Linked DNA regions of Homo sapiens: all the other regions are linked to region 3. A link is an interaction called in ENCODE POLR2A ChIA-PET data of the cell type or tissue named here. Cell type or tissue: CD4-positive, alpha-beta T cell. All regions are shown on one strand. Each heading gives the region's core, and the rest is flanking DNA. Links, peaks and the distances in the headings are about the cores only. Region 1 overlaps PIK3CD (phosphatidylinositol-4,5-bisphosphate 3-kinase catalytic subunit delta). Region 2 has its middle 7.0 kb from the start of PIK3CD. Region 3 holds the start of LOC124903839 (a long non-coding RNA gene). Region 4 overlaps PIK3CD (phosphatidylinositol-4,5-bisphosphate 3-kinase catalytic subunit delta).

Region 1 (7,944 bases), core at 2,314-7,313, 59 kb before region 3:
TACAGTGCCACTGCGCTCCAGCCTGGGTGACAGAGCAAGAGCCCATCTCTGAGAAACATAATACAACAACCCAGTTGCCTGCTCCAGAGACAACTAAGCTAGCCTCCTTCTGAGCCCCACTTCCCCCGCCCTTCAGCCCCTGTTCAGAAACAGACTACATTGGCCACACTACTCACTTAGATGTTTCTGGAATTAGGGCACGTGCCCCAGAGGTACTCCCGACCACGCAGATGTCCCCTTCTGGCAGGAAAAGCGCGTTTCTGCGTTTCTGCAGCCTCAGTCCACGCCGCCAGGTCTTTGCACTAAGCTGTGGGCTCCGTTTCTCCTCCGATACCATGTTTAGCAAGTGTTTCCTGAGATCACACGGGGTGCCAGGGGCTGTGCTAAGAACAGGGCAGGCAGACTGGGAGGGCATCAGCCCCTGGGGGGCTTACAGGACAGACAGTCCACCAATGGTTGTGCGAAAGCCAGCCCGCTTTCGCACAACTGTCCGATGGAATTCATGGAGGTGGGAGTGGGGATGGTGAGAGTCGGTTCCTGCTTCATCTTGTTTTACTTAAATTGCACAGTGAAAGGGAGAAGTGAATGTGCAACGGATGAAGCAATTCCCCTTTGGCTGGGTTATTTTCAAAACCATTTTTGTGTAGAGAGCAGTTCCCGCCCTCCCTGAGGCCAGCTGCCGGTGTGGGCCTGATGGTGGGGTTTGGGGCCCCAGCAAATGTTTCCTTAACGTGGGACCTTCAGAAGGCTCTTTCAGGCTGGGCGCGGTGGCTCACGCCTGTAATTCCAGCACTTTGGGAGGCCGAGGTGGGCGGATCACTTGAGGTCAGGAGTTCAAGACCATCTTGGCCAACATGGTGAATATCTGTCTCTACGAAAAATGCAAAAAAAAAAAATTAGCTGGGCGTGGTGATGAGCACCTGTAATCCCAGCTACTTGGGAGGTGGAGGCAGGAGAATCGCTTCAATCCGGGAGGTGGAGGTTGCAGTGTGCTGAGATTGTGCCACTGCACTCCAGCCTGGGCAACAGAGTGAGACTACATTTCAAAAAAAAAAAAAAGAAAAAAAAGCTCTTTCAGCCAGGAGGGTGGCTTCAGCTACTCCCCAGGGGACAAGTGTGTTTTTCAGCAAAGCTGTTAGAGAAGATGGTCTAGAAGCAGTACCCCGGGATGGAGGAGACAAGGAAGGGCCCTATCCACTGGAGGATGGCAGAGCCTGGCTTGTTTGAAAGGGAGGAAAATATTGTCATCTTGGTACCGGTGACAGTGTTTCATAAATAGCGAAGGTGGCAAAACGCCACCTCTCTCCCTACAGTTAACGCTAAGACTGAGTTGTCTTTAGTTTGGTTGGTGGAAATCCCCGGCAATCATAGCAGAAATGCTGCCAGTTTCAAGATGGAAAAAATAAAAAACCCAGGAACCCCCCGCCCCCCCCCCTTTTTTATTGCAGCTAAACACTGTGACTTGCTGTGGGTCCTACCAAAATAACGGCCATTCTCCCCTCCCTGAGGGCCAGCACAGTCCCTAGGGCCTGTGAAAGTTCCCCTTCCAGCTGCACTGGCTGGATATGCGTGAAACTCCCCTCCCTCCCCAGAAGTCACAACCTTACCACCTCGGATAAGGGTCAGGGCTCCTGGAAATGGGTCCCTTTTCCTATTACTTTCTTTCTTTTTTCTTCTTTTTTTTTTTTTTTTTTGAGACGGAGTCTCGCTTTGTCGCCCAGGCTGGAGTGCAATGGTGTGATCTCGGCCCACTGCAACCTCTGCCTCCAGGTTCAAGCGATTCTCCCACCTCAGCCTCCTGAGTAGCTGGAATTACAGATGTGCGCCACTATGGCCAGCTATTTTTAGTATTTTTAGCAGTGACGGTGTTTTGCCATGTTGGCCAGGCTGGTCTCGAACTCCTGACCTTAGGTGATCTGCCCACCTTGGCCTCCCAGAGCGCTAGGATTAAAGGCGTGAGCCACCATGCGCGGCCTTCCTATTACATTCTGAGCACAGGGGGAGTGATCAGAGTGAAGGGTGTGGCATTTCCAAAGTGGTATTTCGGTTGGCTTCTGTTTCACTCATATTGGGGGAAATTGCTTCCACTTAGAGAAAATGCCGGAAGAGTGGGCGGTGCCAGGAGTAGGGTGGGGGAGGAGGAGATGCAGAAAGGGATAGACCTATTTGGGATTTTTGGTCCTGGAGGGATGCTGTACGGGTTAAGTATCCCTTATCCAAAATGCTTGGGACCAGAAATGGGGTGGAGTTTGGATTTTGGAATATTTGCATTATATGCTTACCAACTGACCATTCCAAATCCAAATATCTGACATCTGAAATGCTCCAAGGAGCTTTGTATTTGATCATGATGGCACTCAAAAATTTTGGATTTTGGAACGTTGTAGATTTCAGATTTGGGATGCTCAACCAGTGTTAACCTCCTGTGGTTGCTGTAACAAATGACCTCAAACTTTGTGGCTTAAAACAGAAACGTGCATGCTTATAGTTTCAGCTACTTGGGAGGCTGAGGTGGGAGGATCACTTGTGCCCAGGAGTTTGAGGCTGCAGTGAGCCATGATTGAGCCTGTGAGTAGCCATGGCACTACAACTTGGGCAACATTGCGAGATCCTGTCACTAAAAGAAAACAACAGCAATGGGCCGGGTGTGATAGCTCACGCCTGTAATCCCAGCACTTTGGGAGGCTGAGGCGGGTGGATCACCTGAGGTCAGGAGTTCAAGACCAGCCTGGCCAACATGGTGAAGCCCCGTCTCTACTAAAAATTCAAAAATTAGCCAGGCGTGGTGGCACGTGCCTGTAGTCCCAGCTATTCGGGAGGCTGAGACAGGAGAATTACTTGAACCCAGGAGGCAGAGGTTGTAGTGAGCTGAGATTGTGCCACTGCACTCCAGCCTGGGTGACAGAGCGAGACTCCATCTCAAAAAAAAAAAAAAAAAAAAATGTATTCTCTCACAGTTCTGGAGGCCAGAAGTTAAAAATTAAGGCATCAGCAAGGCCTCGCTCCCTCTGGGGGCTGTAGGGGGAGAATCCTGCTTTGCTCTTCCTTCTGGGGGCTCCAGCGTATCTTGGCCTGTGGCTGCATCACTCCAGTCTCTGCCTCCGTCTTCACAAGGGCATCTCCTCCGTGTGTCTGGGTCTCCGTCTGTCTCTTTTAAGGACACTTCTTGTTGGATTTAGGGCTCCCTCAGATAATTCAGATAGAAATCATTTCAAGATCCTTAACTTACTTACATCTGCAAAGACCCATTTTCCACATTATTATTTTTCCAGATAATGTCCAGGTCCTGGGGGTTAAGACCTATCTTTGTGGGGGCCACCAATCAGCCCGCTTACAGATAAACAGGAATGTCTTTCTGTATTTTCTGGGGACGGTGGGAAGTGCGGTTATCTTTGCAGGGAAGCCGCCCTGTTCTGCCACTTTCCCCTGGGTGACTTTAGGCAAAGATGTCAGAGTCCCTGGTGGTCTCTGCTGGACCATTGACCCCAGCCTCCTTCCTGCTTTCCGTTCCCCAACTTTTATGAACTGGCAGTCCCCACCTCACCCCCAACCTCCTGGGGTCCCAGGAGCAGAAAACTTCTGGAGCTCAGGAGGAGAAATGCTTCTCTTACTTTCCCTCCCCAACAAACTCCTCCCTCTTTATCTTCAACAACAGTCCCTGCCCTCCGCAGCCCATTCCCAGCCCAGGGCTACTCTCTCTCTCTCTGAGGTCACACAGCCCCTCACATTTTGAAATTTCATCTGTTGGGCAGAGGTGGGGGGAGGGCTCAGATGGTGACACAGACACTGCTCTGTTCCCACCTCTTACCCCAGGACATGGTATGGGGCTGGTGGCACTGGGAGGGGTTTGGGGAGCCCCATTAATCATTGAAGTTTGTAGGAGGGGTGGATAAGGACATGGGAGAATGATTGGGTGAGGTGCTCCAGGGCTCTCTGGAAGGGCTGGGCCCCCCCCTTGCATCAGCCACAGTGGGGGCATTGCTCTTTTCTATGTTGGTCATGAAATCTGGAAGAAGTGCTTTCTTATCAATAGAGAAGCATAATCAGCCTTGTTTTTGAAACTTTGGAAAACCATTTATGGCTGGGCATGGTGGTTCATGCTTGTATTCCTAATGCTTTGGGAAGCTAAGGAAGGAGGATCACTTGAGCCCAGGAGTTTGAGACCAGCCTGGGCAACATAGTAAGACCCCCATCTCTGCAAAAAATAAAAATAAATTAGCTGGGCCTTGTGATGCACGCCTGTAGCCCCAGCTATGTGGAAGACTGAGGTGGGAGGATTACTTGAGTCCAGGAGTTTAAGGCTGCAGTGAGCTATGGTTGCAACACTGCACTCTAGCCTGCGTGACAGAGCGAGACCCTGTCTCAAAAAAAAAAAAAAAAAAGTCATTTATGTCCAGGTGAGGGTGGGGCTGGGTGAGGTGGTGGTTTTAGGGGGATTGCCACGTGGGAGAAAATGTACTGTCTTTGGAGTCAGCTGAACTGGGTTTTTTCCCAGCCACATTTTTTTTTTTTTTTTTTTTTTTGGTGAGGCAGAGTCTCCCTGTGTCACCCAGGCTGGAGTGCAGTGGTGGGATCTTGGCTCACTGCAACCTCTGCCTCCAAGGTTCAGGAGATTCTCCTGCCTCAGCCTCCCGAGTAGCTGAGATTACAGGCACATGCCACTATACCTGGCTAATTTTTGTATTTTTAGTAGAGACAGGGTTTCGCCATATTGGCCAGGCTGGTCTCAAACTCCTGACCTCAGGTGATCTACCTGCCTCGGCCTCCCAAAGTGCTGGGCCTGGCCACCAAGCCACTTTTTATCTGCTGGGTGACCTTGGGCAAGTCACTTAACCCATCAGAACCTCAGAGTCCAGTTGTAACACTGAGACAGCAATACCTACCTGTTAGTCTTGAGGATTTTGTATATTATCCTGTGTAAAGTGCCAGGCACATAGCAATCCATGCAGTGTCTGCAAAGGAGCTGGTGTGGAGTGGATTAGAAACAGAAGTCATGTATCATCATCCCTCTAGCCCAACACAGCGGTTGCCCATTTGGGTATCCTTTCCATTAACTTCTTTTGGATGTGCATTTTAACTTAGTTGTAATTATGAGAACACATGGACACAGGGAGGGGAACAACACACACTGGGGCTTGTGAGGGTGGGGTAGGGGGTGGGAGAGCATCAGGATAAATAGCTAATGCACGCGGGGCTTAATACCTAGGTGATGGGTTGATAGGTACAGCAAACCACCGTAGCACACGTTTACCTATGCAACAAACCTGCACGTCCTGCACATGTACCCCAGCACTTAAAATAAAAAATAATTTAGTCGTAATTAGTAGGCATATGCTTTTTATCTTAATTTTCATGTTTTAATTGTAAAATATACATAACATAAAATTTACCATCTTAAGCATTTCTAAGAGCGCAGTTCTGTGGGATTTACACTATTGTGCAACCGTCACCACCGCCCACCCTCAGGCATTTTTTTCATGTTGCAAAATTGAAATTCTTTTCCCCTTAAACACTAACTCCCCTCTCCTCCCAGCCCTGGCAGCCATTCTGCTGTCTCTGTGCTTTTGACAACTCTAGGTACTGCACATGAGTGGAATCCTACAGTATTTGTCTTTTTATTACTGGCTTCATTAATTTAGCATGTTTCTTGAAGCTTAATCCGTGTGGGGGTATGTATCAGAATTTCTTTCATTTTTTAAGGCTGGACATTCCACTGTGTGTAGGTACTACATTCTTTTCTTTTTTTGAGACAGTGTCTTGCTCTGTCACCCAGGCTAGAGTGCAGTGGCATGATCTCAGCCTCACTGCAACCTCCACCTCCCTGATTCAAGCAATTCTCCTGTCTCGGCCTCCTGAGTAGCTGGAATTACAGGTACGCACCACCACACCTGGCTAATTTTTGTATTTTTTTGAGACGGATTTTTGCTCTTGTTGCCCAGGCTGGAGTGCAATGGCGCGATCTTGGCTCACCACAACCTCCGCCTCCCAGGTTTAAGTGATTCTCCTGCCTCAGCCTCCCAAGTAGCTGGGATTACAGGCATGTGCCACCACGCCCAGCTAGTTTTGTACTTTCAGCAGACGGGCTTTCACCATGTTGGTCAGGCTGGTCTCAAACTCCTGACCTAAAGCGATCTGCTCGCTCGGCCTCCCAAAGTGCTGGGATTATAGGCGTGAGCCACCGCGCCTGGCCAGGACCATGTTCTTTCGTTCCATTCACCCGATGGACACTTCTGTTGCTCCCACTCTATGGCTTTTGTGAATAATGCTGCGTTGTGAACATGGGTGGACAGAGACCTGTTGAAGTCCCTGCCTTCAGTTCTCTCAGGTATATACCCAAATTGCTGGATCATATGGTAATCCAATTTTTAATTTTTTTGAGCAGCTAGGCATGTGCTTTTGTAGTTTGCTTTTTTTCACTTAACATTGGCTCATTAACAGTTTTCCACATTGCTTCATAACCTACGCATCCTTTTTAGTGGCAGTGTAAGTGCCATTGAGCTGCTATTGGGAAGCAAGAAAAAATTACAGTCATTATACCAGTCTTAGCAAGAATTATAGTCATACCATCGTCCTTCCCACCCTTCTTGCCCAGATCCACCGGGAAAACAGAGGAATAGCACATGGGGATACTCCTTGGTGCCTCCCAGGCTGAGCGTGGGCACACACTCGGGAAGGCAGCTGAGCCACCCCTTCATGCCTTTGTCTCCCCACTTCAGACAGCCAGCCTTTCAGTCGCCAGTTCTACTTTTTTGGGTTTTTTTTTCCACTTTAGCAGTTTTAAGGAACATTTGTATATAAAATGACTTTATTCTTGCATCTTGTTAATTATTTCTTCCTTGTATTTTCCCCTTTCATTTCCTACATGGTGAGATTTGGCTTTCCATTCAAGGATTTGTTCTTGCTTTCTTTTTTCTTTCTTTTTTTTTTTTTTGAGACAGAGTCTTGCTCTGTCGCCCAGGCTGGAGTGCAACGGTGTGATCTCGGCTCACTGCAACCTCCGCCTCCCGGGTTCAAGCGATTCTCCTGCCTCAGCCTCCAGAGTAGCTGGGATTACAGGCATGCGCCACCACGCCCAGATAATTTGTGTATTTTTAGTAGAGATGGGGTTTCATCGTGTTGGACAGGCTGGTCTCGAACTCTTGACCTCAAGTGATCCACCTGCCTCAGTCTCCCAAAGTGCTGGGATTACAGACCTGAGCCACCGTGCCCGGCCACGCCCAGCTAATTTTTGTATTTTTAGTAGAGATGGGGTTTCATCATGTTGGCCAGGCTGGTCTCTAATTACTGACCTCAGGTGATCTACTCGCCTCGGCCTCCCAAAGTGCTGGGATTACAGGCCTGAGCCACTGTACCCAGCCAAGGATTTTTCTTTTCTTTTCTTTTTCCTTATAGGGTCTCATTCTGTTGCCCAGGCTAGAGTGCAGTGGTGCAATCACAGCTCACTGCAGCCTCGACTATATGGGCTCAAGTGATCCTCCTGCCTTAGCCTCTGGAGTAGCCGGGACTGTAGGTGCATGCTACCACCCCTGGCTCATTTAAAACATTTTTTTTAGTAGAGGCCGGGTGTGGTGGCTCACACCTGTAATCCCAGCACTTTTGGAGGCCAAGGCGGGTGGATCACTTAGGATCAGGAGTTTGAGACCAGCATGGCCAACATGGCGAAACCCCGTCTCTACAAAAAAATACAAAAATTGGCCGGGCGCGGTGGCTCACGCCTGTAATCCCAGCACTTTGGGAGGCCGAGGCGGACGGATCACGAGGTTAAGAGATCGAGACCATCCTGGCTAACACGGTGAAACCCTGTCTCTATTAAAAATACAAAAAATTAGCCGAGCTTGGTGGTGGGCACCTGTAGTCCCAGCTACTTGGGAGGCTGAGGCAGGACAATGGTGTGGACCCAGGCGGCGGAGCTTGCAGTGAGCCGAGATTGCACCACTGCACTCC
Region 2 (7,944 bases), core at 1,718-6,717, 73 kb before region 3:
TTTTGGTCAAATCCAAATCCTCAGCTGCCCCCTCCCGCATCCTCCTTGCTATCTGCACCCAACTTGGGCCTCCCTGCCTCCAGCATGCCACCACTGCCCAGGGCCTTTGCACCATTTCTTCCCAAAGCCTGCGATGCTCTGGCCTTCGAGACCCACGCGGCTTCTCCTCCGTCAGTTCATCCAGGTCCGTGCTCAGCTCCAGTGTCCTGACCTCAAGGAGGCCTTCCTAGTTCTGTAGTCCCCCTTCCCCTGTCTCTCCCCTCCTATCTTACATTTTTCGGCAGCACAACACTGTATCTTATTTTTATTCTTCTTAGTTTCTCTTCCTTACTGAGTATAAACTCCAGGGGGTTGCGGGGGCGGCAGGCCTGGGGCTTGTCCAGTGCTGCATCTCCAGAGCCCAACTGTATCAGGCACAGCTTGCTGCAAGATACACACTTGCTGGATGAATCAGTGTTGCAAAGCCCGGGTCACCTCCAGTGTATGGAGGGCATGAGGTTGAATCCAGGTGCCTGACCCCAAACTCTGCTGCTTCCCCACTTCCTCCACCACCTCTTGAACTTTGTATCAGAAGCAGGACTAGGGATTCATTGAACCCTCCCCCAGCCCTGGGTCAGAGGGTACATTATTGTTCCCTTGTGCCAGATGGGGAAACTGAGGCAGAAGTGACTCCTTCAAGGTCACACAGCCGACAGATGGTGGGGCAGGGATGTGAACCCTAGGTAGCCTGGGTTTTGAGTATGTGTGTTTTACAGAAAGAATTTCTGGGGAGCCCCCATCTAGCTGGACCCAGAAACACAATCTTCACCAGCCCTGGAGTCCTGGAGCACCTGGCCACCTCTGCGCTGTCTGCTCTGGCCCAGAATCAAGTATAAGGGGCACCATCCCCTCCACCTGCAAAACCCACAACCCCTGACCCTCTAAGTCATTCTCCAGCCCATCGGTCACAACCTGGGGATGGAGGGCACAAGGCCAGAGACTCCCAGCTCCTTTTCCCCAGGTATTCCCACCTGGCCACCTCTCAGCCCTCCTTGGAACCTGAGTTCTTGCAAGTCAGACTTTCTAGGAGTGGAATCTGACCTTGGCCTTGTTCTCTAACCATCTGCTCCACCCTTTCTTTGCCATCAACTTCACGTGATCCAGGGCAGCAGCTTTCTAGTTGTGTTGACTGGAACCTACAGTAAGAAATGCATCTGACATCTTGACTTCACACACATTCACACCTAGGAATGGAACCAAAGCCTGGGGAAGCAACACCCGCCCTTACTACAGGGAGTGCAGCCTGACACTGTCTTTCTGTTCTATTTTTTAATTTAATTTAATTTAATTAACTTGTTTATTTTGAACCAGAGTCTCACTCTGTTGCCCAGGCTGGAGTGCAATGGTGCGATCTTGGCTCACTGCAACCTCCACATCCCGGGTTCAAGCAATGCTGGTGCCTCAGCCTCCTGAGTAGCTGGGACTACAGGCATGCACCACCATGCCCAGCTAATTTTTGTATTTTTAGTGGAGACAGGGTTTCACCATGTTGCCCAGGCTGGTCTCGAACTCCTGATTTCAGGTGATCCACTTGCCTCAGCCTCCCAAAGTGCTGGGATTACAGGCGTGAGCCGCTGTGCCCAGCCTCTGTTCTATTTTTTTAAAACTTGGCCGGGCGCCATGGCTCACGCCTGTAATCCCAGCACTTTGGGAGGCCGAGGCGGGTGGATCACGAGGTCAGGAGATCGAGACCATCCTGGCTAACATGGTGAAACCCTGTCTCTACTAAAAATACAAAAAATTAGCCGGGCGCAGTGGCGGGTGCCTGTAGTCCCAGCTACTCAGGAGGCTGAGGCAGGAGAATGGTGTGAACCCGGGAGGCGGAGCTCGCAATGAGCTGAGATAGTGCCACTGCACTCCAGCCTGGGCGAAAGAGCGAGACTCTGTCTCAAAAAAAAAAAAAAAAAACTTGACCCACTGAATGGTTCTCCAGCACACTAGCGTGTCACAACCTGCTGTTGCTGCTATTGAAAAATGCTCTTGGCCAGGCATGGTGGCTCATGCCTGTCATCCCAGCACATTGGGAGGCCAAGGAAGGTGGATCACTTGAGCCCAGGAGTTCAAGACCAGCCTGGGCAACATAGCGAGACCTCGTCTCCAAAAATAAAAAAATTAGCCGGGTGTGGTGGCATACACCTGTGGTCCCAGCTACTTGGGAGGCTGTGATGGGAGGAGGATTGCTAGAGCCAATAGGTCAAGCCATGGTTACACCACTGCACTCCAGCCTGGGGAACAAAATCCTGTCTCAAAGAAAAGAAAAGAAAGAAGAGAAAGGAAGAAAAGAAAGAGAAAGAAGGAAAGGCCAGGCATGGTGGCTCATGCCTGTAATCCCAGCACTTTGGGAGGCCAAGACAGGTGGATCACCGGAGGTCGGGAGTTCGAGACCAGCCTGGTCAACATGGCGAAAACCCATCTCTACTAAATATACAAAAAATTAGCTGGGATTACAGGTGCATGACACCACACCCAGCTACTCAGGAAGCTGAGGCAGGAATTGCTTGAACCTGGGAGATGGAGGTTGCAGTAAGCTAAGATCACGCAATTGCACTCCAGCCTGGGTGACAGAGTGGGACTCCACCTGAAGAAAGACAGAAAGTGAGAGAGAGAGAGAGAGGGGAAGGAAGGAAGGGAGGGAGGGAGGGAAGGAAGGGAGGGAGGGAGGGAGGGAGGGAAGGAAGGGAAGAAAGATTAAAAAAATAAATAAATAACTCTTCTAGAGCAGAAACATCCAATCCTGCAAAGCCCAAAGATGCCGTTCTAGAATATAACTAAGATAGCTCAAAAACTCACATTTTCTGAGGGTGCCCTCTGTGTCAGGTACAGTTATAAACATTTTACATATATTAATTCATTTAATCCCAACAGCAGTTCTGAAAGTTGAGCACCATTATTAGTGTCCCCAGGCTACAGATGAGGAAGCAGAGGCATAGAGAGGTTAAGTCACCTAAGGTCACACAGCTCCACAGTGGCAGGGCCAGGCAGTTTGGTTCCAAAGAAGGTGCTCTTAACCCCTAAGCTTCACTATACTTTTCCTGGCCAAAGCAAAGGGTAAAGACTCGAGCTGGGTAGTTTCTGCCTCGCCTGGAAGGAAAAGACCCACACCCAGCAAAGTGGGCTTCCTGCCAGGATGGGGCATGGAGGCAGTGTCTGGAGTCCCTTGTGCAGGGGCTGAAGAAGTGGGCTTCTCACACTTGCAGCCCCCACTCCCTGGGTGCTCAGAGTGGCTGCCCTGTGATAACCCTTCTTATGGGCATGCGTGGGTGGTGGTGGTGAAGCCACTCCGGGTTGAGCAAAACAAAAATGTTTGCAGCATTTGTGAGAAGAAGCTGTGAGTTGCTTGGCTTTTGGAGGGGAAGTTCTGCAGGGACGTTCTGCAGGAGAGGGTTACAGGAAAGAAGAAAGCCTGGGCTGGAGTGGTGGCTCACGCCTGGAATCCCAGCACTTTGGGGGGCTTGAGTCAGGAGGATCACCTGAGGTCAGGAGTTTGAGACCAGCCTGGCCAACATGGTGAAACCCTGTCTCTACTAAAAATACAAAATTAGCTGGGCGTGGTGGTGGGCGCCTGTAGGTAGTCCCAGCTACTTGGGAGGCTGAGGCAGGAGAATCACTTGAACCCAGGAAGCGGAGGTTGCAGTGAGCCGAGATCTCACCACTGCATTCCAGCCTGGATGACGAGGAAGACTCCGTCTCAAATAAATAAATAAATAAATAAATAAATAAATAAATAAATATGTAACCTTCAAGAACAGCCATCATCGTTCTTCAAGTTCCTGATAGAATCGGCTGCTGCCTTCCTCTATGCAGTTTCTGAGCTCTCTAGCTTTATTTTTAACTGTTGTCATGTGTGCCTTGGAGGAAGCTACCTCAAGTTCCCTTTGAATTGTCAAAAAAAATGAACTAGTTGCAGTGGAGAATGGACAGCAATCCTAGAAGAAAAATGGCCCCTTAGCTGCAAGAAAGTCAACCAACATGCATTACTTACATCAGCTCTGGGGCCTTCCGCTCCTTTCTCAGGAAATTAATACTGATTGGGAAATACTTTGGCCCCATTTGATGGAAGAGAAAAGAGGTGTTAGTCATTAAAGGGTGGGGCTGGTCAGTGGAGAACAGGCTTGGACGGGCAGAAGCACACTGCAGGCCCTTCCGCAGAGCTTGCCCAGATCTCCAGGCCTATTTTTCTTTTCTTTTCTTTTCTTTTCTTTTTTTTTTTTTTTTTTGAGACGGAGTCTTGTTCTGTCACCCAGGCTGGAGTGCAGTGGCGCAACCTCGGCTCACTGCCACCTCCGCCTCCTGGGTTCAAGTGATTCTCCTGCCTCAACCGGTAGCTGGGATTACAGGCACCCACCACCACACCTGGCTAATTTTTGTGTTTTAGTAGAGATGAGGTTTCACCTGTTGGCCAGTCTAGTCGCAAACTCCTGACTTCAGGCGATCCACCTGCCTCGGCCTCCCAAAGTGCTGGGATTAGAGGCGTGAGCCACCGCTTGCCCAGCTTGAATGTTAAATTTAGCTTAAGCTTCCTGGCACCCCAAGCAAAAGAGAGGGTCATGATAAGTCCCTAGGGTCACGGTTTCAAAAAGGAAGTGTATCAGGTTTTCAGGAAAGTGAAACTTCTATTTTATTTTATTTATTTATTTATTTATTTTTTTGAGATGAAGCTTCGCTCTTGTTGCCCAGGCTGGAGTGCAATGGCATGATCTCGGCTCACTGAGGCAATTCTCCTGCCTCAGTCTCCCAAGTAGCTGGGATTACAAGTGCCTGCCACCAGGAATGGCTAATTTTTTTTTTTTTTTTTTTGAGACAGAGTTTCGCTCTTGTTGCCCAGACTGGAGTGCAATGGCATGATCTTGGCTCACTGCACCTCTACTTCCTGAGTTTAAGCAATTCTCCTGCCTCAGCCTCCTGAGTAGCTGGGATTACAGGTGCCCGCCACCATGCTCAGCTAATTTTTTGTATTTTTAGTAGAGATGGGGTTTCACCTGTTGGCCAGCATGGTCGTGAACCCCTGACCTCAGGTGATCCACCTGCCTAGGCCTCCCAGAGTGCTGGGATTACAGGCATGACACTGTGCCTGGCCGTATTTTTATTTTTTATTTTTTATTTTTTTATTTTTATTTTTATTTTTAGTAGAGATGGGGTTTTGTCACGTTGGCCAGGCTGGTCTCAAACTCCTGGCCTCAGGTGATCCGCCCACCTCAGCCTCCCAAAGTGCTGGGATTACAGGCGGGAGCCACCGCACCTGGCCGAAAGTGAAACTTCTTAGGACAGAGGCCTAACGAGACCCATGGCATGGTGAAAGTAGCAAGGATCTGGAAGAAGTTATTATAATAGATATTTATAGACTGTGTGGCCCTGAAAAAGGACTCAACTTTCCTGAGCCTCAGTTTTCTCATCCGTAAATTGGGGATAAGATTTACCTTGCTGGGCGGTTGTACGTATCAGGGAGAAAATATAACTTCTCCTCAGCCCCGGTAAGTTCATAGTTGGGACAGCCCGCCGTAACAAAAGACAGATTCACGTGAAAACCAAGCAAGTTTATTAACAGATGCAGTGCACATCACGAGGCAGAAACCTCAATGAAAGGTGACCCGAAGCAGTGGCTCAGAACTCTGGCTTACCCAGAATCTTTGACAAAGAAGAATGAATTTTCAAGAAGTGACAAGACAAGGGAAAGCAGTTTTAGGCTTCCAGAGGTGGGGAACTGTGGGAAGGTAAACATATGGGAGAAAAGGAATGGAGGAAGGTTTGTTTGTAGACTCTTCTGGTGTCTCCGAGCTGATAAGCGTTGTCTCCAGTAAAGTAGAATTTATGTCCTGTATTTAGGCATGTAAAAAGTCAAGACTGAGCCAGGTGTGGTGGCTCACGCCTGTGGTCCCAGCACTTTGGGAGGCCGAGGCGGGCGGATCACCTGAGGTCAGGAGTTGGAGACCAGCCTGGCCAACATGGTGAAACCCTATCTCTACTAAAAATACAAAAATTAGGGCCGGGCTTGGTGGCTCACGCCTTTAGTCCCAGCTACTCAGAAGACTGAGGCAGGAGAATCGCTTGAACCAGGGAGGCGGAGGTTGCAGTGAACCAAGATCGCACCACTGCACCCCAGCCTGGGAGACTCCATCTCAAAAAAAAAAAAAAAAATTAGCTGGGCATGGTGGCGGGCGCCTGTAGTCCCAACTACTTGGGAGGCTGAGGTGGGAGAATTGCTTGAAGATGGGAAGTGAAGGTTGCAGTGAGCCGAGATCGTGTCATTGCACTCCAGCCTTGGTTACAAAAGTGAGACTCTGTCTAAAAAAAAAAAAGTCAAGACTGGCAGGGCAGGATGGTTCACAGCTGTAATCCCAACACTTTGGGAGGCTGAGGCTGGCAGATTGCTTGAGTCCAGGAGTTTGAGACCAGACTGGGTGACATGACAAAACCCTGTCTCTACAAAAAAATTAGCCCATGCCTGTAGTCCCAACTACTTGGCAGGCTGAGATGGGAGGGTCACTTGGGCCTGGGAGACAGAGGTTGCAGTGAGTTGAGACTGCACCACCGCACTCCAGCCTGAGTGACAGAGTGAGACCCTGTCTCAAAATAATAATAAAACAATAATCATCTTTTAAAAGTTAAGATTACAACAAATCTAGTTTACAGATCTTAACTTTTATTCATGATTCTAATTATTATTATTATTATTATTATTATTATTATTATTATTAGAGACGTGGTCTCACTTTGTCACCCAGGCTGGATTGCAGAGGTGAGATCACAGCTCACTGCAACCTTGAATTTCTGGGCTCAAGGGATCCTCCTTCTACCTCAGCCTCCCAAGTAGCTAAAACTACAGGCACATGCCACCATGCCTGGCTAATGTTTTATTTTTTGTAAAGATGAGGTCTCACTATGTTGCTCAGGCTGGTCTTGATCCTCTAGCCCCAGCCTCCCAAAGTGTTGGAATTCCAGGTGTGAGTCATCCTGGCCTACTAATGAGTCTAAAATTGGGAGTCCCTCAGAACCAGGACAGGTTCAAAGGGCTTCAGCCAGTAACACAGTCAGAGTGTTTATGGATGTAAAACAGAAGTAAGCTATAGAGCTTAATTGGTTACAGTGTTTGCTTTGTTTGAATCAGTTGGCCACCTAAGATCTACTAAAGCTCAGCTGCTATAACTGACAAAAACTCAGCTATTTGCTACATGTATATACTCTTAAGTTAATTAGTTTCATTTACCATGAATGACTCCATATTGGTTTGGTCTGTTGGACCCGGTACAGGGGTCTTGTCCCAATCAATGGCCTCCTGCAAATTTTATTTAACAGGCAGAAAAGGGGAGATGATAGAAAGATCTCTTCATCTGCCTGCTGCTTCTTAATTGCCTTAAGTTCAAAAATATTTACGTCAAAGAGGTATATTTTGGGGGGACATATTCTGGTTTCCTTCATGGGGATCAAAGAGAACAATATGTAAGGCACATCTTAGCGCTTGACAACTTGGCATGCCTCCATTCTCCCGGCAGCATCTTGCATAGTAAAAAGCATGATTTGAATTGCTGTCAGCAAATACATATTCAATGAAGAATTCCTTTGGAAGATGCAAAACCATTCGTCATCTGGCTGTTTCTTGAAACAAACTCTAAAGACCAGAGGGCAGCGTTGAAAGTGCAGCCTAGCAAAAGCATGGTTAAGGCCAGGTGTTAGGAAACCTTAGGACGGGCCGCTCCCTCAGGACAGGCTGCTCACTCGGCCGTCAGAGTTCCTTCTGAAACGTCCATTTGTCTTCTGGCTCTTGGCATCCTTGAAACAGGCTAGAGACCGCTGCTAAGGCTCAGTAATCTGAGCCTGGGGTAAGCAAGAGGCTGTGAGCCTCAGACACTCCACTAGAAAGGATATACTAGTGTGCATTCCTGGGGACAGGCCCAACGTTCCTTCCAA
Region 3 (5,000 bases), core at 1-5,000:
CATGCCTATAATCCCAGCTACTCGGGAGGCTGAGGCAAGAGAATCACTTGAACCTGGGAAGCAGAGGTTGCAGTGAGCCAGGATTGCGCCACTGCACTCCAACCTGGGCGACAGAGTGGGACTCCATCTCAAAAATAAAATAAATAGGTGAAGAACTCCAGGACAGTTAGCTGGGCTGCATGAAGGTCATGGCCCCCCGTCTCTGGAGTGACCTAGGGTGGTCCTGCACTCTGGGAGGGGAGCCTGTAGGACGTGGTGCCAGCCCCAGATCCCAGCACCTCCCAGGTGCCCCCACAGAAGGGCATCAGTGGAGAAGCCTGTCCACCCATGGTCAGCACCCAGGGGGCTGCAGAGAGTGCAGATCTTGGGGTCTGCCTCTGCCCTCTGGGAGGTTTGGACCCCCAGGCTGGAGGCCAGCTCTCCACCCTCCCTCAGCCTCCCACCTCCCAGTGGCTGCCTTGGGTGGAGGGGCTGACCGGTGACTGTCCCTCCAGCTGCTGTGGCACCGCGCCCAGTATGAGCCGCTCTTCCACATGCTCAGTGGCCCCGAGGCCTATGTGTTCACCTGCATCAACCAGACAGCGGAGCAGCAAGAGCTGGAGGACGAGCAACGGCGTCTGTGTGACGTGCAGCCCTTCCTGCCCGTCCTGCGCCTGGTGGCCCGTGAGGGCGACCGCGTGAAGAAGCTCATCAACTCACAGATCAGCCTCCTCATCGGCAAAGGTAGCTCTGCCGAGTGGGCCGTGTGGCCGGGCTGGCCCTGCCTGCCCCACCCGCTGACCCAGCCCTCCCCACCCCGCAGGCCTCCACGAGTTTGACTCCTTGTGCGACCCAGAAGTGAACGACTTTCGCGCCAAGATGTGCCAATTCTGCGAGGAGGCGGCCGCCCGCCGGCAGCAGCTGGGCTGGGAGGCCTGGCTGCAGTACAGTTTCCCCCTGCAGCTGGAGCCCTCGGCTCAAACCTGGGGGCCTGGTACCCTGCGGCTCCCGAACCGGGCCCTTCTGGTCAACGTTAAGTTTGAGGGCAGCGAGGTGAGCCCATGCGTGGCCTGCGGCATCCAGGCTGCTCTGTCCATGGGGAGCACTTCCTCTGTGAAACTCCTCAGTCATCCGCAAGCCCCCCTCCCCCAGTGGCATCAGATGGTGTTTGCCAGGTGTCTGTGCATGTGTGGGGCTCAACTGAACGTCCCCCCAGGCAAGCTCAACGTGGCAGGATAACCAAGTGGCGTGGGGCATTGGGCATCAGTTTGTTCATTCTTTGAACAAATATTTCCCAGTGTCATTTGTGAACTCCCCAGACCCTACCCTTGGGGGCAAATAGGCAACCCTGCCCTGTGCCCCAGAACCCCGGGGGGCCTCGAGGGCAGAGGACTGACCTCCCTCCTCCCCACAGGAGAGCTTCACCTTCCAGGTGTCCACCAAGGACGTGCCGCTGGCGCTGATGGCCTGTGCCCTGCGGAAGAAGGCCACAGTGTTCCGGCAGCCGCTGGTGGAGCAGCCGGAAGACTACACGCTGCAGGTGAACGGCAGGCATGAGTACCTGTATGGCAGCTACCCGCTCTGCCAGTTCCAGGTGAGGCCGCTGAGGCCCTCTGCACTCTGGGCTCCCAACGCCCTGGATAGGGCCTGGGTGGGAGTCGGGGAGCTGACATTTGGGCGCACCTTGAGCCTGCCGAGCCAGGCCTTTGGGTCACCGCCAGAGCATCCCCTGGTAGGGCTGGCCCTCTCTGAGAGCACAAGGAGGGGCTCCGTCTTGGGAGGTGGAGGTGGGGCAGGAAAAACCAGCAGGAAGCCCTCCCCTCTCCCAAGGCCTAGGACAGGCAGTGGGCAGCTTGGGGGGTCCTGGGAATCCTGGTGTCCAGGGAGTGGTTGGGGCCGCCCCACCAGCCGCTCACCCTGCACCCCGTCTCAGTACATCTGCAGCTGCCTGCACAGTGGGTTGACCCCTCACCTGACCATGGTCCATTCCTCCTCCATCCTCGCCATGCGGGATGAGCAGAGCAACCCTGCCCCCCAGGTCCAGAAACCGCGTGCCAAACCACCTCCCATTCCTGCGAAGAAGGTGAGATGGCGCCTTCCGCCTCCCCTCTGAGCCACCCCTTCTTTCCACCTGGCGTCCAACTCCATGTGCTACTGGCCATGGGTCCAGGGGCCCTTGGTATGGAGAGCTGGGGCTTTGAGCTGGGGAAGCCAACACAGCTGACCAGCGTCCTGGGCTGGGGGCCTGTGGGACTGCCGTGGGTGGGGGGCAGCCCCATGCCTGGCTCACCGGCTGCCCTTCCCCTCTGCAGAGCTCAGGGGTGTTGGGGCCCCCTGGGGAGCCCGCATGGCAGGTTTTCTGGGAAAGGATAGCATTGTGGACAGGCCCAAACCTGGCCGCAAACCTGTGACCCTCTCACCCGCCCCCAAGTGGTCACGGGCCTCACCATAGGCCAGGGAGACAAGCTGCACTTTGAGCCGTGTTAACAGCCCTGCTTCCCCGGCCCCCAGCCTTCCTCTGTGTCCCTGTGGTCCCTGGAGCAGCCGTTCCGCATCGAGCTCATCCAGGGCAGCAAAGTGAACGCCGACGAGCGGATGAAGGTGGGGCTCCTGGGATAGGTGGGAGAGACACTGTTTTTTTGCACAAACAAGGTGGCTGTATCCTGGAGGGGTAGCAGAGGAAGGAGGGGGATCACATGAAAGCCACCTGACCACATTACCCAGCATCCCTGCCTGGGGCGCTGTGAGCGGCTTGAAAACAGGAAGTGGGGAGGGGGTGGGCCAGCCGGCCCTGGAGGCTGATTCGTAGAAACTTGGGCCAAGCAGCGTTCTGGGTATTTGACTTTGGTGGAGGTTATGGGGCCAGGTTCAGCCCAGGGATCCGGGACCGCAGAGCTGGGGGAAGGGCCGGGCATGGAAGAGGGGCTGGGTCCAGCTGGGCTGGGGGCTGTGGTGCTCCCTGGAGGCACCAGGGCGGTGCCTGCAGCCTGTGAGGGCTGCACCTGCCTCAACCTCTAGGGGCTGAGCCCACCTCCCTGTTGTCTCTTAACACTTTCACACGCTCCATCGCAACAGCCTGCAGTCATGGGCTTTATTGTCCTGTTTGCTGGACATGATACCTGAGTCCTCAGAGGTTGGCCCTCCTGCCTGGAGTGTGTTTCACTGGGGAAATCGTATAAGCAGGGCAGGTCTGGGTTCCACTGGCAGGAATCGAGGGGGACTGGATCAGAGGGACTTCCAGGGTGGTGGTGTCAGGTGGAATTGGAAGGGGCCGGACATCAGGTGGCAGGAAAAGTCCTTCCCCACCCACATGGGCTCATAGGAATCTGAGAAGTCCAGGGAGCCCTAGGATGTTAGAGCAAGGGTCCCTGAAGTTCTTGATCCCTGATGGGGAAACTGAGGCCTGGAGTGGGGAATGGACATGCCCCGAGGTCCCCAGAGTTGGGGTAGCTGAGACAGGGCACCCATGCACAGCCCGTGGTACCCTCCCTCACCCCAGGGCCGCTCATGCCCCTCAGGCCTTCCCTGTGCTGCACCACCTTCCTTCGTGTGGGAAGTAGAGTTCAGACCCACCTGAGGACATTCAAGGGGGAGACTGACACCTTAAGGGGGAGGGGAGAGGGGCTGGGCCTCTGCCTCCTCACCCATCATCCCGGCACCTTCTACAGCTGGTGGTGCAGGCCGGGCTTTTCCACGGCAACGAGATGCTGTGCAAGACGGTGTCCAGCTCGGAGGTGAGCGTGTGCTCGGAGCCCGTGTGGAAGCAGCGGCTGGAGTTCGACATCAACATCTGCGACCTGCCCCGCATGGCCCGTCTCTGCTTTGCGCTGTACGCCGTGATCGAGAAAGCCAAGAAGGCTCGCTCCACCAAGAAGAAGTCCAAGAAGGCGGTGGGTCCCAGGGCCGGCTGGGAGGGGTGCAGACCCCGGAGAGCCAGTACAGCCCCTTGCTGGGCCACTCACCACTCTCCTCCCGGCAAGCACGCAGCCTGGGGATGGGGGTCCTGGGATTGCTTGTGGACCCCAGCCTCCTCACCCACCCTAGTCTGGCCACCAGCCCTGCTCGAGGGACACTCTGGGCTCCTGGGCTCCTGTGCATGCGGCCTCAGAATATCTGGCCTGGGCTGTGGTCCTGCAGGAACCTGCAGGTAGTGCCCTGGGATGGAAGGACAAGCACAGTGTCATCCCTGGAGCAGAAAAGCCTGAGTCAGCGGCTGGCCGGGAGGCGTAGTGGCTGGGTGCTGAGTCACGGTCCCAGGATATGGCTCCCCTCGGAGCTGACTCACTCCGAGCTGAGCTGGGCTGGCCTCTGGGGCTGGGCTGTCTGTTTGGGGATTTCTCAAGAAGCCAGGAGGGCCAGGCGTGGTGGCTCATGCCTGTAATCCCAGCACTTTGGGAGGCCAAGGTGGTCGGCTTACAAGGTCAGGAGTTTGAGACCAGCCTGGCCAATATGGTGAAACCCTGTCTCTACTGAAAATACAAAAAAATTAGCCGGGCGTGGAGGCACATGCCTGTAATCTCAGCTACTTGGGAGGCTGAGGCAGGATAATTGCTTGAACCAAGGAGGCAGAGGTTGCAATGAGCCGAGATCGTGCCACTGCACTCCAGCCTGGGTGACAGAGCAAGACTCCGTCTCAAAAAAAAAAAAAAGCCTGAGTAGGGGTGAGGTGGGAACAGGAGGGTGCAGCAGGTGTCAGCTGGCTTCACCACTGGAGCCCTCAGAGGAAAGAGGAAAAAGCGGCTCCTCTCCTTCCCCAAGCAGGGTCTCCCAGGGGTCTGGTTGGGAGATGTTAGCTGGGCTCTGGGTCTTCTCGGGTGGGGTGCCTGGGGGAGGGCAGGGAAGCTGGGTCTGGAGGCCCCTGAGTGGCTGTCCTCACCTGCCCTGTCCTTCTGCAGGACTGCCCCATTGCCTGGGCCAACCTCATGCTGTTTGACTACAAGGACCAGCTTAAGACCGGGGAACGCTGCCTCTACATGTGGCCCTCCGTCCCAGGTCGGCCCAGGCCCAGGAGGGAGAGGCGT
Region 4 (7,944 bases), core at 658-5,657, 52 kb before region 3:
GTTAGCCTAATGATAACAGCCTGGCTGGGATGAATGCCAGCGTGGACAGTCGTGCCATTAGACTTTTCCCCCTGCACTCGTTCAGTGTAGATGACGTATTTCTTCCTTTAAACCTGGACCCGCTTTGCTGGTTTGCTGGCCTCTGTGGTGTCCTCACACAACCTGAACTTAGGCTTCTGCCTCAGCTCTTTGGAAAGAGGGAAAGACAATCTCTCTTCCTGCGAATATGGGAAGGTGCATAGAAATGCCTTTTGTGGTTCTTGCTGTGGTTCTAAGTCACGAAGGTATTGAACTTCATTTTGGCCACTCCGGCTTCGGTGATGGCCACAAAAGTGAAGAGCGGTTCCATTACTTTTTTCTTTCTTCTTTTTTTTTTGAGACAGCATCTCGCTCTTTTTCCCAGGCTGGAGTGAAGTGGCAAGATCTCGGCTCACTGCCATCTCTACCTCCCGCGTCCTAGCAATTCTCCTGTCTCAGCCATCTAAGCAGCTGGGATTACAGGTGCATGCCACCACGCCTGGCTAATTTTTGTATTTTTAGTAGAGACGGGGTTTCACCATGTTGGCCAGGCTGATCTCGAACTCCTGACCTCAGGTGATCCACCTGCCTTGGCCTCCCGAAGTGCTGGGATGACAGGCGTGAGCCACTGCACCTGGCAGCGGTTCCATTTCTTTATCAAACTATTGCTCTGCGGAGGCTGTCTCTCTGTCCAGCCCATAGCTGGACATTATGGGCTGTACAGCGTGTTCTGTGGTCTGAAGAAATGACAGCCATCCAAACCCACACGGTGTCTTCTGTTCTGGTTTGGCTCTGGCGCTCTGAGCATTTGCACTTTCCACTGGGTAAGCAAAGCCCACTCCAAGTCAGCGTCTATTCAAGACCCAGTCGTAGTCCCCAGGGCTACCAGCCTCAGTTTCACTTGCCAGCCATGTTCAGGGCCTCCCACCAGGGAAGCTACCCCACAGCCCTGTGCAGTGTCTGTCTCTCTCACTGGCACACAGGACAGTTCTTCCTGGCATTATGTGCCCGAGAGGGTGCGGAGGAACATGCTAGATCCAGCCCATCTCTGCACCGCTGTGGGGCCCGTATCCCCTCATTTCACGGACCCAGATGGCCATCTCAAGGGAGCATGTGGGATATCTACCTGTTGATATCTACCTGTTGATTCCTGTCACCTTCCAAACCTAGAAGGCTCTTCTGGTGGGCATTAAGAGGTCTGACTTTATTTACTTTATTTTTTTATTTTTATTTTTTTAATATTTTTTTATTATACTTTAAGTTCTAGGGTACATGTGCACAACGTGCAGGTTTGTTACATATGTATACATGTGCCATGTTGGTGTGCTGCACCCATTAACTCGTTATTTACATTAGGTATATCTCCTAATGGTCTCCCTCCCCCCTCCCCCCATCCCAAAACAGGCCCTGGTGTGTGATGTTCCCCTTCCTGTGTCCAAGTGTTCTCATTGTTCAATTCCCACCTATGAGTGAGAACCTGCAGTGTTTGGTTTTTTGTCCTTGCGATAGTTTGCTGAGAATGATGGTTTCCAGCTTCATCCATGTCCCTACAAAGCACATGAACTCATCCTTTTTTATGGCTGCATAGTATTCCATGGTGTATATGTGCCACATTTTCTTAATCCAGTCTATCATTGATGAAGAGGTCCGACTTCAATGCACCCCTCGTTTTCTTTCTTTCTTTTTCTTTTTCTTTCTTTCTTTTTTTTTTTTTTTTTTGAGACGGAGTCTCACTCTGTCGCCCAGGCTGGAGCGCAGTGGCATATCTCAGCTCACTGCAACCTCCACCTCCCGGGTTCAAGTGATTCTCCTGCCTCAGCCTCCCAAGTAGCTGGGACTACAGGCAGACATCACCATGCTCGGCTAATTTGTGTATTTTTAGTAGAGACAGGGTTTCACCATGTTGCCCAGGCTGGTCTCAAACTCCTGGCCTCAGGTGATCCACCTGCCTTGGCCTCCCAAAGTACTGGGATTACAGGCGTGAACCACTGCACCCAGCCTACCCTCATTTTCTATAGGGCTGTGTCCCAAAGAAATATCCGTTTAATAGGTCAGGTTTGCATTGCCCTCCTGTCTAAATGTATGGCCAGGCTGTTGACCACCACCCACAAGGGGAGGGTGAACTGGCACCCAAAGCCCTGCACAGATACAGGGGGTTTTACCACTGTTCAAGTCTCCCATCACTGCTGGGAAAACAGCATGCAATTCGACCCTTAGAGCTGATTTGTTTTTACCATCTTTGATCAGATTGGCATCTTTGCAAACGAGGCATTGTTCACCTTGGAACTGCTAGCCACCACCCCAGCAGCTCTCGTTTGGTCAGGGAGAGTTGTTTGTTGGGCGCTACAGAATCCAGCTGCTCATCATAGTGCCAGAGTCAGTCCTAGGGGAAAAGAGGATCCCTGCTCATGTGAGTATCTCCTCCTTGCCTTCCCCAGGTAATGCCATCGTGTATAAATGATTTCTGTTTTATTAGGGAACTCTTCTGGGCATTGTCATCCCTGTTAGAGTGTTTCCTTGACATCACCTGAGATGTCCTGGGTATTTCAGTCTTAAGATTATTTTATGTCCTAGCTGGGTGCAGTGGCTCACACCTGTGATCCTAGCACACTGGGAGGCCAAGATGGGAAGATTGCTAGAGCCCAGGAGTTTGAGACCAGCCTAGGCAACGTAAGGGAGACCCTGTCCTACAAAAAATAAAAACAGTTAGCTGGGTGTGGTGGTGTGCACCTGTGATTCCAGCTACTTGGGAGGCTGAGGCAGGAGGATTGCCTGAGCCCTGGAGGTCAAGGCTGCAGTGAGCCGTGATCGCACTAATGCATTTTAGCCTGGGTAACAGAGTGACAGCCTGTCAAAAAAAAAAAAAAAAAAAAAACCTGAAAAAGTAATTTCATGTTCTTCAGTCATATCCATCATAGGGGTAGCTTTGGTGAATGTCCCATGGCAAGGTAGTAAATGCCTCTCAAGAGGAAATGCTCTACTCCAAAGCCCCAGTAGTTACCTCATCTCTGGGAGATTTGGGTGCCAGTTCACCCTCCCCTACTACAGGCGCACGCCGCCATGCCCGGCTAATTTTTTGTATTTTGGTAGAGATGGGGAGCGCTCACAAGCTCTTGCCGTAGCTCTGGTTTACATTCCGCACAGGGCTGTGGAACAGAATTCGCTCATGCCAGTACATGCCGGCACTGCAGCTTCTATTCTACACTGTGTGGGCTTGGTGTGGACATTGACATGTCCAATTAATACTGCTTGAGGAGGGGATTTACACGCTTCCTGGTTTCCAATAGTAGGCAGGGGAAATATTCCGCAGCCAGATATTATATCCATTCTCATAAAATATTTAGGTAAAGGAGACTTCTTTCTGTTTAAACATTTCAGCTTTCGTCATCCTATAAACCCTTTCATTCTTTTTTTTTGTCCCCCAAGACGGAGTCTCACTCTGTCACCCAGGCTGGAGTGCAGTGGTGCGATCTCCACTCACTGCGACCTCCGCCTCCTGGGTTCAAGCTATTCTTCTGCCTCAGCCTCCCAAGTAGCTGGGACTACAGCTGCCCACCACCATGCCCAGCTAATTTTTGTTTTTGTTTTTGTTTTTTGACGCAGAGTTTTGCTCTTTTGCCCAGGCTGGAGTGCAATGGCACAATCTTGGCTCACTGCAACCTCCTTCTCCTGGCTTCAAGCGATTCTCCTGCCTCAGCCTCCAGAGTAGCTGGGATTACAGGCGCCCGCCATCATACCCTGCTAATTTTTTGTATTTTTAGCAGAGATGGGGTTTCACCATGTTGGCCAGGCTGGTCTCGAACTCCTGACCTCAGTTGATCCACCCACCTCAGCCTCCCAAAGTGCTAGGATTACAGGCATGAGCCACCGCGCCCGGTCTTTTTTTTTTTTTTTTTTTTTTTTTTTTTTTGAGGTGGAGTCTCACTCTGTCACCGAGGCTGGAGTACAGTGGTGCAATCTCGGCTCACTGCAACCTCTGCCCCCCCAGGTTCAAGTGATTCTCCTGCCTCAGCCTCTTGAGTGGCAGGGATTACAGGCACCCACCAGGCTAATTTTTGTATTTTTGTAGAGACAGGGTTTTACTATGTTGGCCAGGCTGGTCTTGAACTCCTGAGCTCAAGTGAACCACCTGCCCTGGCCTCCCAAGTGCTGGGATTACAGGTATGAGCCACCATGCCTGGCCGTATTCAAAGATTTTCTGATTGGCAACTCGTTGAAAGAGTTAAGCTTTGTCTTGAAATCAGTAGAAATAAATGCTTGAGGTCAGGTGTAGTGGCTCACACCTGAATTCGAGACCAACCTGGGCAACATAGTGAGACCCTCCCCCATCTCTACAAAATTCTTTTTTAATTTTTATTTACTTATTTATTTTTTGAGGCAGAGTCTCGCTCTGTCGCCCAAGCTGGAGTGCAGTGGTGCGATCTTGGCTTACTGCAACCTCTGCCTCCCGGGTTCAGGCAATTCTGCCTCAGCCTCCCCAGTAGCTGGGATTACAGGCTTGCGCCACCATGCCTGCTATTTTTTTTTTTTTTTCAGAGATGGAGTCTCGCTCTGTTGCCCTGGCTGGAGTGCAGTGGCATGATCTCGGCTCACTGCAACCTCTGCCTCCTGGGTTCTAGTGATTCTCCTGCCTCAGCCTCCTGTAGCTGGGACTACAGGCGTACACCGCCATGCCTGGCTAATTTTTTGTATTTTAGTAGATACGGGGTTTCACCATGTTTTCCAAGCTGGTCTCGAACTCCTGAGCTCAGGTAATCTGCTCGCCTCTGCCTCCCAAAGTGCTAGCATTACAGGCATGAGCCACTGCGCCCAGCCAAAAATTGTTTTTAAAAATTAGCTGGGCACAGTGGCATGCACCTGTAATCCCAGCTACTTGGGAGGCTGAGGCGAGAGGATTGCTTGAGCCCAGGAATTCAAGGTTGCCAAGGGTGATGATCACACCATTGAACTCCAGCCTGGGTGACCAATTTATCCCAGTGACATATAATAGTTTCATAACATCCTTGCCAGCATTGAATAATATTGAAAGAATTTTTTTTTTTTTTTGAGATGGAGGCTCACTCTGTGGTCCAGGCTGGAGTGCAGTGGCGCAATCTCGACTCACTGCAAGCTCCGCCTCCCGGGTTCAAGTGATTCTCCTGCCTCAGCCTCCCAAGTAGCTGGGACCACAGGCTCACGCCACCACGCCCGGCTAATTTTTTGTATTTTTAGTAGAGATTGGGTTTCACCGTGTTAGCCAGGATAGTCTCCATCTCCTGAACTCGTGATCTGCCCGCCTCGGCCTCCGAAAGTGCTAGGATTACAGGCGTGAGCCACCGTGCCCGGCCGAAATAATGTTTTGCTAATAGGCTCAGAGGTAATTATTTAAAACATATCTTTCTTTTCTTTTTCTTTTTTTTTTTTTTTGAGATAGGGTCTCACTCTGTCGCCCACACTGGAGTGCACTGGAGCAATCACAGCTTATTGCAGCCCCGACCTCCTGGGCTCAAGTGATCCTCCCACCTTAGCCTCCCAAGTAGCTGGGACTACAGGTGCTGCCACCATGCCTGGCTAATTTTTGTTTTTTTTTTTTTTTTTTTTTTTTAGTAAAGACAGGGTTTCGCCATGTTGCCCATGATGGTCTGGAACTCCTGGGCTCAAGTGATCTTCCCGCCTTCGCCTCCCAAAGTGCTGGGATTACAGGAGTGAGCCACCACGCCTGGTGTAAAACCTAGTTCTTTTATTGCCAATGAGTTTAAATAGCTTTCTTTCTCTTTACTGGCTGGATGTATAGCATGAGGTCTGCACTTCCTTAGTTGTCCAGTGAACCAACTCCCCGGGAGTTGGATTCATCTTGAAATTCAGTAATGCAGTAGTTAAACCCATGAACTCTAGTGGTGGGCAGATTCAGATTCAAACCGTAGCTCTTCCACTTCCCAGCTGTGTGACTCTGAGGTGCCTACTTAACTTCTCTGATCCTCTATTTCCTTGTCTGTAAAATGAACCTTAATGGGCCCATTCCTAGGTTTGTCTGAAGGATTAAATAAGGTAAATAGATAATGAACATCACCTTCCACATAGTTGATGCTCTGTAAATATTAGCTGTTCTTATTCTTTTTTTTTTTTTTGGTTTGGCAAATACTTTATTTTTATTTTTATTTCAGTAGTTTTTGGGGTACAGGTGGTTTTTAGTTATACGAGTAAGTTCTTTAGTGGTGATTTCTGAGATTCTGATGCACCCGTCACCCAAGCAGTGTACACTGTACCAAATGTGTAGTCTTTTATCCCTCACCCTCTCCCATGCTTCCCCTCATTCTTATTATATATTAATATAAATTAACAAGTCTCTGTTCTCCCTCAAGATTGATTTTGTTTTAATCTATAGCAGATTGATTTTTCTGCCTTAGAGGTAGATGGTCCCAGAAGGGGAGCTGACAACCTCTTTCTGTCCAAATAGACTGTGTCCTCGGCTGGCTGACTGGATCTGGGTGTGAGCCTCCCTGAGCAAGCCGGTGAACCTCTCCCATGTGGTCTTAGCTCCCTGAGCAGATGAGTAGGGGCTGACGGGGCTGTGTCTCCAGGACTCTGAGTCTGCTGTGGTCCTGCAGCCTCTGGAGCATGGAAATGGGGGCTAAGGACTCACTAATGGTTTCATTCAAGTCCAGAATTTGTCTTGGTGACTGTTCGCTGCTCACATCCAGATGACCCTATATGCTGTTTGGGAAACTGAGGCAGCCAGGTGGATTCCTCAGGTATTTCAGGGGACAGAATCTGGGGCTTTGACTCCAGCTTGGGTTGCTGCCCATAATGCCTGCTCTTGAAACCTTTTAATTATTTTTATTTCTAATTAACTTTTTTTGAGACAAGGTCTTGCTCTGTCACCCAGGGTGCAGTGCAGTGGAGCTATCATAGCTCATTGCAGCCTCAGTCTCCTGGGTTCAAGTGATCCGCCCACCTAGTAGTTGGGACAACAGGCATATGCCACCACACCCGGGTAATTTTTGTAGCTTTTTGTAGAGATGGAGGTCTCCTTTTGTTGCCCAGGCTTATTCTGAGTCAACATGAGTGACCATGGCCCAAGAAACAGTCTCAAGAGGTCCTGAGAAAGTGTGCCCAAGACGATTGGGTTACAGTTTGGTTTTATGCATTTTAGGAAGACAGGAATTGTAGGTAAAATCATAAATCAGTACATGAAAAGTATACATTGGTTCAGGTCTCAAACTCCTGGGCTCAAGCGATCTTCCTGCCTCGGCCTCGCAAAGTACTGGGATTACGGGCATGAGCCTGCGCCAGACCTCTTAAACCCTTCAGAGTGGCCTTGGCATTCGTTTTGAGGGGGCTTCAGGGAGCCTTAAGGGAGGAGAGGAAAGTCACGCAAACAGGGTGTGCTTGATGCCTGCATTTTCCTCTTTACTGCTGACCTGCTGTTGAGGAGGAAGTTAAGAACATCAGGATATTGGTCTCAAATGAACTACTTCATGAGAATTTTCTTCTAGGAGGAAAAACAAAAACCTCAACTTTCTCGTTACACATCCTTCTAAAAAAGTCCATTAAAAATGTTTCTTGCCAGGCGCGGTGGCTCACGCCTGTAATCCCAACACTTTGGGAGGCCAAAGCAGGTGGATTACCTGAGATCAGGAGTTCGAGACCAGCCTGGCCAACATGGTGAAACCCTGTCTCTACTAAAAATACAAAAATTAGCTGGGCGTGGTGGTGGGTGCCTATAATCCCAGCTAATTAGGAGGCTGAGACAGGAGAATCACTTGAACCTGGGAGGCAGAGGTTGCACTCCAGCCTGGGTGACAAGAGAGAAATTCCACCTCAAAAAAAAAAAAAAAAAAAAAAGTTCCTCATATTCAGAGCCAAGGAAAGGAGATGTACTCCCAGACCACAACTTCTGTTTCTGATGGTTTCAAGCATCCAGGAGCCATGACCAGGTCATGAATC

The links. Peaks named below come from ENCODE experiments on the same cell type or tissue, not always from the same donor. Only the 100,000 strongest peaks of a DNase experiment are listed, where the experiment ranks them.
Region 1: POLR2A ChIA-PET joins it to region 3 with 12 read pairs; 18 of 35 experiments call an interaction of 5 or more read pairs at or near these places.
Region 2: POLR2A ChIA-PET joins it to region 3 with 20 read pairs; 13 of 35 experiments call an interaction of 5 or more read pairs at or near these places.
Region 4: POLR2A ChIA-PET joins it to region 3 with 10 read pairs; 18 of 35 experiments call an interaction of 5 or more read pairs at or near these places.

Annotation. Positions count from the first base shown.
Region 1 is chr1:9,654,022-9,661,965 of GRCh38, forward strand. All of the region lies in intron 1 of PIK3CD (phosphatidylinositol-4,5-bisphosphate 3-kinase catalytic subunit delta), which reads left to right. PIK3CD-AS1 (PIK3CD antisense RNA 1) reads right to left here and starts at 565. Exons shown (of 2, transcript NR_027045.1): 1 at 177-565; 2 at 1-22. In CD4-positive, alpha-beta T cell, for the core only: no CTCF peak of the experiment used is centred there; a DNase peak (open chromatin) is centred at 4,430; H3K27ac peaks cover 984 bases.
Region 2 is chr1:9,640,788-9,648,731 of GRCh38, forward strand. It overlaps a transcript of PIK3CD not described here. Among named protein-coding and RNA genes, the nearest start is that of PIK3CD, 7.0 kb to the right of the region's middle. In CD4-positive, alpha-beta T cell, for the core only: no CTCF peak of the experiment used is centred there; DNase peaks (open chromatin) are centred at 3,254 and 4,074; H3K27ac peaks cover 744 bases.
Region 3 is chr1:9,715,047-9,720,046 of GRCh38, forward strand. PIK3CD (phosphatidylinositol-4,5-bisphosphate 3-kinase catalytic subunit delta) reads left to right here. Exons shown (of 24, transcript NM_005026.5): 4 at 495-723; 5 at 803-1,032; 6 at 1,394-1,573; 7 at 1,913-2,062; 8 at 2,491-2,580; 9 at 3,648-3,869; 10 at 4,875-4,971. LOC124903839 (a long non-coding RNA gene) reads right to left here and starts at 3,690. Exons shown (of 2, transcript XR_007065457.1): 1 at 3,624-3,690; 2 at 3,057-3,324. RefSeq lists enhancers at 311-1,286, 1,287-2,262, 3,239-4,215, 3,810-5,000, 4,216-5,000 and a silencer at 2,914-2,983. In CD4-positive, alpha-beta T cell, for the core only: no CTCF peak of the experiment used is centred there; DNase peaks (open chromatin) are centred at 625, 1,575, 2,725, 4,255 and 2 weaker places; H3K4me3 peaks cover 3,699 bases; H3K27ac peaks cover 4,398 bases.
Region 4 is chr1:9,662,331-9,670,274 of GRCh38, forward strand. The region is part of intron 1 of PIK3CD (phosphatidylinositol-4,5-bisphosphate 3-kinase catalytic subunit delta); the gene reads left to right. It also overlaps the pseudogene RPL26P7. Among named protein-coding and RNA genes, the nearest start is that of PIK3CD-AS1, 12 kb to the left of the region's middle. In CD4-positive, alpha-beta T cell, for the core only: no CTCF peak of the experiment used is centred there; no DNase peak of the experiment used is centred there.